Linked DNA regions of Homo sapiens: region 2 is linked to region 1. The links are chromatin contacts, found by Hi-C or POLR2A ChIA-PET in ENCODE. All regions are on one chromosome and are shown on one strand. Each heading gives the region's core, a stretch centred on a gene start or an enhancer-like site at or near the end of the contact. The rest is flanking DNA. Distances are from core to core; before and after follow the strand shown.

Region 1 (4,573 bases), core at 1,244-3,743:
TACAAAAAAACAAAAAAATTAGCCGGGCGTGGTGGTACACGCTTGCAGTCACAGCTACTTGGGAGGCTGTGGTGGGAGGATGGCTTGAGCCTGGAAGGCGAAGGTTGCAATGAGCTGAGATCAGGCCACTGCACTCCAGCCTGGGCAACAGAACCAGACCTTGTCTCGAAAAATAAAGGGATGAAAAGGCTATATAGTTTATAGGGGCCAATATTGAGACAATCTAATCAAATCTGAAAATCTAAAAGCAGATTATAGGAAATGCAAAGGATAAAAGGAATCCAATCAGCTAAATCCTGAATGCAGGAAATGCTGCAAGACAAATTTCCTGTTTTCTTCAGCAAGTAAATGGCATGAAAAAGCGAGACAGGGAGACTATTTTAGTCTAATAGACTTCAGAGTCATGACAACCAAATGAAATGGGCTGGCCTTGTCTGGGTCCTATTTAAACCAATTGTAAAGCAGACATCTTTACATTAAGCAGGGAAATCTGACCACGAACATGGCAATAGATAATGATTACTTCAGTTAAGTATAATAACAGTACTGTAGTAGTATTTTTAAAGATCCTTATCACTTAAAAACATGTACTGAAATATGTATAAGTGAAATAATCTAACGGTTGGACTTGCTTTAAATACTCTAGTCATCTCTTCCCACAAAAAAAAAAAAAAAAATCCAGGAGATTGCAATATAATAGTCGTTGAAGCTGGTTAACAGGTACTGAGATTCATCATACTATTCTCTACTTTTGTGTATGCTTAAGAATTTCTATTAATAAAAGTTTAAGGTCTTTAATTCAATAAAAATTGTAAGAAAAAATGAAGGGACTACAAATAGTGTGTGAGGTCTTTGCAATTATATTAGCTAGTGCTTAAAACACTAGATGAAGGGCATATTTTCATGATCAACCATTTAATAATTAACTATCTTAATTAAATTTTCACGATTAAGTATTTAAATTAATGACATTCTCCAAACACCATACATGTCAAGACACAGTCCAACTAACGCAAATCCTGATAAGCTCTTCCATCCCAGGAAAAAAAAGTATCCACAAACACAATCACATACCTAAATAATAAATGTTTGGTGCCACCCAGCCACCATAGGGTAACTCTTGCAAATGATTTGAGGCTTCATGGTTTCCCCCAATGAAGAGCGTGAGAACTGGAGCCTTTTTCTCTCCAGAGTAATACCTAGAACATAAGAGCAAAGTCAGTTACCACAATTAGGCATAGCAGAAAAGCAAATAAGTTCCGAAAAAAAAAAAGAAACTGAGTTCATCATAAAAAGTTAAAAAGCTCTTTCAAAAGGAATTGCCTGGGGCTGGGCGCGGTGGCTCCCTCCTGTAATCCCAGCACTTTTGATGGCCGACACAGGCGGATCCCCTGAGGTCAGGAGTTCGAGACCAACCTGGCCAATGTGGTGAAACCCCGTCTCTACTAAAAATGCAAAAATTAGCTGGGTGTAATCCCAGCTACTCGGGAGGCTGAGGTGGGAGAATCGCTTGAACCCAGGAGACGGAGGTTGCAGTGGGTCAATATCGCGGTACTGCACTCCAGCCTGGGCAACAAAGCGAAACTCTGTCTCAAGAAAAAAAAAAAAAAAAAAAAAAGGAATTGCCCAGTATCCATCCTTGCCCTTAGGAATGAAGAGCTTCCACCTTGAGCCTCAAGTCAGTGCCCGTTCAATTAAGTCAAGAACTGTTTCGAGTTCATTGCCATAACCTCATCTTCTAGAACCACAACAAGCACATAGCAGGGGCCCAGTAAAAACTTCAGGATCATTGAATGAACTAATTCCAGAGTCCTATCAAGTACAAGGTAGCTATCTAAACCTGTCAGCTTCTTCCTCCAGGTTATCCCCTCCCAGGCTTCGACACCCTTTGAAATGGATAAGATGTGTATGGAAAGAAGGAAAGTGACATTTCCTAAGCACCTAATGAGATAGGGTGCTAGTGAAACTGACATAATTTGGTACCTAACTGAATACAGTACCGAACTGAATACATTTCCCGCCTCCCACTACCTCACCCCTGTATTCAGTTAGGCACCAATTAGAGATACAGAGAGAACAAAGACAGGATCTAAGGGAAACAGGCAGCCAGTGGCAGAGGGAACCCAGTCCCACCCCCCCACCGCCAAGTCCGGGCCCGGCCGCGTCCTCACCTGTAGAAGGTTTGCATGTGACGATACTTGGGCGGCACGGCCATGCAGCGTAGATCCGCCTCGTTGCGCACCGCCTGGAAGTCGCCGCAGCACAGCAAGAGGTCGACAGGCCCCGGGCCGCGCCGCTCTGCCAGCGCCAGCGTCTCATAGATCTTATCCAGCTCGCCGTGGCAGCAGCCAGCCACAGCCACCCGCATTCTGCCGGCCTGAGGAGGTGAGCGCTGCCTGCAACGCCCTACACCACAGCCAGCCCAGGACCGACTGATCGCTCAGCTCCCGCCAACTTTAATAAGTATAGCCACCGCCTGGGTGTAGACTCCTGCAAAATAATTCACTTCCGGTTTCCAGATCTCGCGAGAGAGGGACCGGGAAGGTCAAACCTAATTCTGGGATCCCAGGGAACTTATTTTCTTTTTTTCCTTTTTTCTTTTTTTTTAATTATTGTTTTATGCAGTCAATATTTTTTTGTATATACATCCACAAATGTACTCTTTCCATCCTTACTCTTTTCTTCCTGGATTTCCATTTTTCTCTTTGGAATCATTTTTCTTCTGTCTGAAGAGCTCAGTTTAAGTTTTCCTGTTTGTTTAGTGTAGGCCGACGACAGATTAATTTTTTTCTAGATATTTGTTTGTTTAAAAATTTCTTTCCACTCTGGGGAAAATGGTGAAACCCTGTCTCTACTAAAAATACAAAAATTAGCTGGGCGCAGTAGCGCACGTCTGTAATCACAGCTACTTCAGAGGCTGAGGCAGGAGAATCCCTCAAACCCAGGAGACGGAGGTTGCAGTGACCTGAGATCGCGCCCCTGCACTCCAGCTTGGGCGACAGAGCGAGACTCCGTCTAAAAAAAAAAAAAAGAGACAAAAGAGAAAGAGAGAGAGAAGAAAAGAAAAGAAGCCAGTGTGCTGGCTCACACCTGTAATCCCAGCACTTTGGGAGGCAGAGGCGGGCGGCTCACGAGGTCAGGAGTTTGAGACCAGCATGGCCAACATGGTGAAACCCTGTCTCTACTAAAGATACAAAAAATTAGCTGGGCGTGGTGGCGCACACCTGTAATCCCAGCTACTTGGGAGGCTGGGGCAGGAGAATCGCTTGAACCCAGGAGGCAGAGGTTGCAGTGATCTGAGATCGTGCCATTGCACTCCAGCCTGGGTGACAGGGTGAGACTCCGTCTAAAAAAAAAAAAAAGAAAAAGAAAGAAAGAGATGTCTTTGTTTCACCTTAATTCATAAAGGGTGTGTTTACTGAGTACCGAATACCAGTTAAGCAGTGTGTGTGTGTGTGTGTGTGTGTGTGTGTGTGTGTGGTTTTTTTTTTACAAAGCATTTCAAAAATAGCATTCTATTATCTTCTGGCTTGCATTATCTTCTACTGAGAAGTCACCTATAAACTTAAGGTTTTTTTTCACTGAAAGTAATGTGGGTTTTTTGTTTGTTTGTTTGTTTTTTGTTTTTTTGAGACGGTCTCTCACTCTGTTGCCCAGGCTGGAGGCAGTGGCACGATCTCGGCTCACTGCAACCTCCGCCTCCCCAGTTCAAGCGATTCTCCTGCCTCAGCCTCCCAAGTAGCTGGGATTACAGGTGCACACCACCATGCCCAGCTAATTTTTTGCATTTTTAGTAGAGACAGGGTTTCACCATGGTGGCCAAGCTGGTTTCGAACTCCTGACCTCAAGTGATACGCCCACCTCGGCTTCCCGAAGTGCTAGGATTACAGGCGTTAGCCACCGCGCCCAGCCAGTAATGTGTCTTTTTCTTTGCTATTTACTGTTTTCTCTTTCTCTACTTTCTCTCCCTACTCCTTAAAGCTATTTTAATAAAATATATCTAGGTGGTTTTTTTTTTGAACTTTACTCATTTATGCTTTCTGAATCTATAGCTTGGTATCTTTTTTCAGTTTTGGAATATTCTTGGTCAGTATCTACTTAAATGTTGCTTTTTTTTCTGTCTTTTCCTACTCCTTTGGAATTTTTCCATGGTATTTTACCTATCTTTTATTTCTATTCCATAGTTCTCATTTTTATCAGTGTTTTATTTTGGATAGTTTCTAATAACCTCTCTTCTAGTTTACTAATCCTATTTTGTTCTATGTCCAATGTACAAACTCATTTATTAATGTTTTAACATTATAGTCCTTTTCAATTTTAGGATTTATATTGGATTCTTTTCCAGTGAAGCCAATAGTTTAAAGAGATTCTTTATCTTTTAATTTATTTCCTTCATCTTTTCCTCTCTTTCTCTCATATATTAATCATTGTTATTTTAGGTTGCCTGTCTTCTAAGCCCAATATCTTACTTATCTGCAGAGCTGATTCTATTGTCTGTTTCTGTTTCATTGGATTCTTAGTTTAAAAATCTCGTTTTTTGGCCGCGGTGACTCCCACCTGTTGTCCCAGCACT
Region 2 (4,516 bases), core at 1,484-3,983, 190 kb after region 1:
TAGAACCTGGAAGCCTGAGGAGAAGTGGCAAATTTCGTGAGGGGTAAGACCCACTGAGCCCTGCCGTTTTGCCATTTTGTGGGGGCTGTTGGGGCCTGCTGCTGTCCTATGCAGTGTGGATGCCCTTCCCTAGGGCTGTGGATGGGGCAAGGAAATGGTTTAAATCACCGAAGTCTACCAGGTTGAAGGGAAAGCAGGGGCCCAACTACTTTGTCGATGCAAATATGCCCTTGCTGAGGGGCCCTCCAAGTTTTTCTCACTGAGGCCTTACACCTTCCTGGGGCCTTGTTCTCCTGTTTTATAGATGGGGAAACTGGGCACCAGGAAGTTAAGAAACTTGCCCCAGGTCACACAGGGAGTCTGTATTGGAGGCCACAGTGGAACTCCGGCTGCCTGGCTGTGGAGTTGAGGCTGTCCCTGACCTCCCAAGCTGTCCCACTGAGAACCGTTGGGCTTTTACAAAAGACTATTCCTGGGAGGTCTTAGACACACCCATGCTAACTTTGAAGACTGCTGGGTGAAAAGGTTATACTGGGGTGATCAGTCCACCCAGCCACCCACTTCCTAGGGGTATGAGCCAGCCCCTTTCAGAAGGATGGGTGTGACCCCCTGCTTCTTAGCACAAGGGAGGCCCGTGTGGGTAGAAGGCCGCACTGGGAAAGTGACGAGGGCAGTGTGAGTAGAGACTGAGCTTCCCATGTGTTGGGCTCTGCCTGGCCCCGTGAGAGGCAAAGGAATGAGAGGATGTGGCTCTTGTCCTCGTGGAGCTTACAATCTGTTTGACAAGGTAAATCTGGCATTCAGGGAAACAACTTCAAACCATGCAAGAAGGTTCTACCTATGGGGAAAGAAAGGGAGCAAGAGGCAGACAACAGCCAAAAGAGCTTATTTTTCCATTTACAGATGCCTGAGGTTTTTGTACACATGTTATTAAAATTATTGAGGAAGTGATATTGCCTTTTAGGCAGAAGTTTCCAGTATGAACAACGGGTTTGGGTTGCCATGCAGCCTGTGGCCTGGGCGGGGCCCTGGGAGCAGTGGTTGCCATGGGAACCAGTTCAGCCGCCCCCACGGCCAAGTGGCTGCTGTTCCCAAAGTTGGTTTCTGCGTGGATGGGGCTGCCTGGAACCTCAGAGCCATTTCCCATGGAAACAATGCTCTAAATGATGGGTGATGTTCCCACACAGGCCTATTTTGTCTGGCTGTTAACAGAGCAGAGATGGTGGTGAGGCTTCTCATGCTGAGAGGAGGCTGGGAATGAGAGAGAGTGTGTGTGTGTGTGAGTGTGTATGTGTGAGTGTGTATATGTGTGTGTGTGCTCCCTCTTCTTGGGAGTAAAGTAAACAAGGTGAGAAAGTGAGCATTTGGGCATCTTCTCAGAGCTCAGCATATCTCACACATTTTATTTCATGCTTAGAGCAATCCTACAAAGTATGAGTCTCCAACTAACCCACTTTACTAATAAGATACTGAGGCCATAGAAGGTAATTTGCCCAAGGTCACTCAACTGGTCAGTAGGAGGAGTATTCAGCACAGAAAATAGTGGGGAAACTTTAAGGAGAACCCCAAGTCTACCTTATACCACCTTCCCACCTCAAAGGGTCACATCCATCATCCTCAAAAGTGAAGACCTAACATCCTAGAATGATCTCCGAGGTGCTTTTTAGTTGAGAAGGCTGGAAAGGAGAGGGGTGTTGTGAATGTCAGCAGTTTGCTCCTTACCCACCAACCAACCAACTTTTCATTCTGCGGTGACTTTTCGTCGTAGCCTGTGAGTGGTTTTAAAAAAATCTTTCTCTGTACCGCATGAGACCAGCTTATTTTGTAGGAGTGTGGTTCATATCTCTTGGCGTCTTGACCTCCCCATCTGCAAAGACATCATTTGATCAGGGTTTTGGGGGGGGCCGGAGAAACATGCCTATCAAGATGAGATAGCACCTTTAGGAATTGGGGGGTTCTCTGGACTCATTCTCCAGCCTTGGAAACCCCTTCTTTGTTTCTAGCTCACACTTGATTCCAAGGGTCCTGTCTGTGCCATTAGTCTCATCTCTTAGTAGGAGAGAGACAGTCCCAAGCCCTGGCTGAGAGAGTTGTCCCTTAGCTCTCTCCATGAGGAAGCCAGCTCTGTGGTGTGTAGGTTGTCTGACCATTGTTCAGAAATGCGTGTTGAACCTCTAGTTCATTCAGTAAGTGTCTGCCCTGTGCCAATGCTGTGCCAGGCTCTGGGAGTACAGAGAAGAACAAGATGCTGTTCCTGCCCTTTTGTGCACAGTAAACACTTAGAAAATTCTAGGCATCATTGTGGCGTCTGTGGCAGGAACTTCAGGGCTCAAAGCGCAGGTGGAGGCAGTGCCTGGTGCTGACCCATGAGGAGGTTTGTGCTCTCCTGGGGGTCTTAGGTGTGCACAGAGGCTGCAGTGTGACCACAGGACACATTGGGGGACCACAAACCTGGTTGGGGGTGACAGTAGAGTATAAGGGGCTGCGGCACGGGTGTGGCTGGAGAGGTCAGCAGTGGCAGCCAGCGACAGGCATTGAATGTCCTGTGAGGGGGCCTGGACTTTCCTCCTCAGCATTGTGGGGCACTGAAAGGGTTTTCACAAGGGGCCCAGTCTGATGTTTGTGTGAAATGAGTAGTCTAGCCCTGTTCCATTGTGTCCTAATTAGAAGGAAACCCCAAGTGGGAAGGGAACCCCGGCTTGGCTCCCTGTGGTCTCTGAGGGTTCAACCTCTGAGAGCAGGGTGCTGTCAAAAGGAGGGGGCCCCCACTGGCCATTTCCTGCCAGCTGCCTTGGCAAGCAGAGGGCATTTTTTAAGGAGTCCCCAAGTGATTTGGCTGTGGGTGGTCTGAGTGCCGACTCAAAGGTTCATTCATGTACTCCAGCATATTTACTAGTGTATTTCTTATCTTGTTTTCTTTTGAGAAGAAAATAAAGACAAACGGTTTTCCTTTTCAATACCTTCCCACCCACTTAGTATTTTTTAGTTATGTCGCTGCCAGCAGAGAATGGGAGCTTTAAGAACAGCCAAACACCGACCGGGAACGGTGGCTCATGCCTGTAATCCCAGCACTTTGGGAGGCCAAGGCAGGCAGGTCACAAGGTCAGGAGAGCAAAATCATCCTGGCCAACATGGTGAAACCTGTCTCTATTGAAAATACAAAAAAATTAGCCAGGCATGGTGGTGGGCGCCTGTAATCCCAGCTACTCGGGAGGCTAAGGCAGGAGAATCTCTTGAACTTGGGAGGCGGAGGCTGCAGTGAGCTGAGACCACGCTACTGCACTCCCGTCTGGGTGACAGTAGCACCCAAAAACAAAACAAAAAGCCAAACACCAGCAAACACCTTTCACCCATAGCCCAGCGTCATTGCCCAGGACAGAGCAGCAGTTGCAGAGGGGCAGTGAGGAGTGAACCCCACGCTCTGCAGCTCTGAGAGGCAAAGGAGAGAGGCCACTGGGCCACCCCTCCCTCCCCATTTCTGTCACCCTGCAACTCCCCTCCGCCCTCTCTCCTTGGCCTGCCTTCACCGTCATGGATTTGGCCATGGAAGAGCTCAGTTAAGTGAAGCCTCAGCCCGTCCCGTGTTGTAGGGAGATGCTGGAACCAGATTCCGGGGCCACAGCTGGAACCTGGTCCTATACTGCCCCAAAGGAGCTGAAATCCCCACTCGAATGAGAGGAAATCAAACATTTTCAGGTGGCTTGAACATTTTATTTTCCTGGGAGCATTTTAATAGTGTTAAACTTTTCCAGTACACAAATATAATGCATGCTTGTTGTAGAAAATTGAAACATTAAGAAAATGAAAATGCCCTGAAATCTGCCTTAGAGACAACCATCTGCTAAAGTTCTTAATGCCTGGATCCACACCTGGCATTAGGATCAGGTGTACTTACTAGCTGTTTTGCAGCCTGTCTTTTTTTCATACATAACAACACACTTTTTCTAGGTTAGTGAATATCTTCCTTTTAAATGACTGCATAGTACTCCATTATATGGATAAACTTTAACTTTTCCCCCCAACATTAAGTTATTTCTATTTTCCCCCATTCTTAACATCTTTCTTCACTTCTCTGATTATCTCCTTAGAATAAATTCTCACATGGGGTAGAGCTGCAGGAGAGGGTATGAATATATTTACGCAAGTGTATTTTCAGTATAGCCTAGGCAGATTTGCACTTTCTCTGCAGTGTAGCAAAGCTTGTACTTCTCCGACACTTTGGGGAAGTCCTAAATGTCAACATCAGGCTTCAGTAACTACAAAGGGTTCTGCAATGACTCTCGACTGTAGCCCCATGCAAATCAGTGTGGCCACATAACCCACATTTGTGTCCAGCCCCCTTTCTGTCAAAATCTAGAACTGAAGACTATTTTAGAGCTGAAACTAATTATAAAAGTAATCTAATCCAGCCCTTTAAACTCATAGATAAGGAAACTATGGCTCAGAGAGATCAGTGGCCTTCCCAAGTAGCGGCGGAGCACACAGGGCACCCAGTTCTTTGTCCTCCCTGCCACAC

Evidence for each region. A loop is a pair of places that touch in the nucleus more often than their neighbours do. ChIA-PET counts read pairs that join two places held with the same protein, here RNA polymerase II (POLR2A). Pooled maps may share reads with other maps.
Region 2: a pooled map shows a loop between it and region 1 (8-fold over the local background). The contact joins the enhancer-like site here to the promoter of DBR1 in region 1. A Hi-C loop is called at or near these places in 3 of 37 single-sample maps with no recorded cell type and 4 of 50 pooled maps. POLR2A ChIA-PET finds 5 or more read pairs at or near these places in 3 of 52 experiments (HepG2, IMR-90 and OCI-LY7).

What each region holds. Positions count from the first base shown.
Region 1 is chr3:138,172,428-138,177,000 of GRCh38, forward strand. It overlaps DBR1 (debranching RNA lariats 1), which reads right to left and starts at 2,494. Exons shown (of 8, transcript NM_016216.4): 1 at 2,172-2,494; 2 at 1,075-1,199. The coding sequence starts at 2,368. RefSeq lists an enhancer at 2,200-2,409.
Region 2 is chr3:138,367,003-138,371,518 of GRCh38, forward strand. All of the region lies in intron 1 of MRAS (muscle RAS oncogene homolog), which reads left to right. Among named protein-coding and RNA genes, the nearest start is that of MRAS, 21 kb to the left of the region's middle. Within about 2 kb of position 2,734, at least 11 of the 41 ENCODE cell types and tissues checked have a DNase peak (open chromatin) inside an H3K27ac peak, as active enhancers do.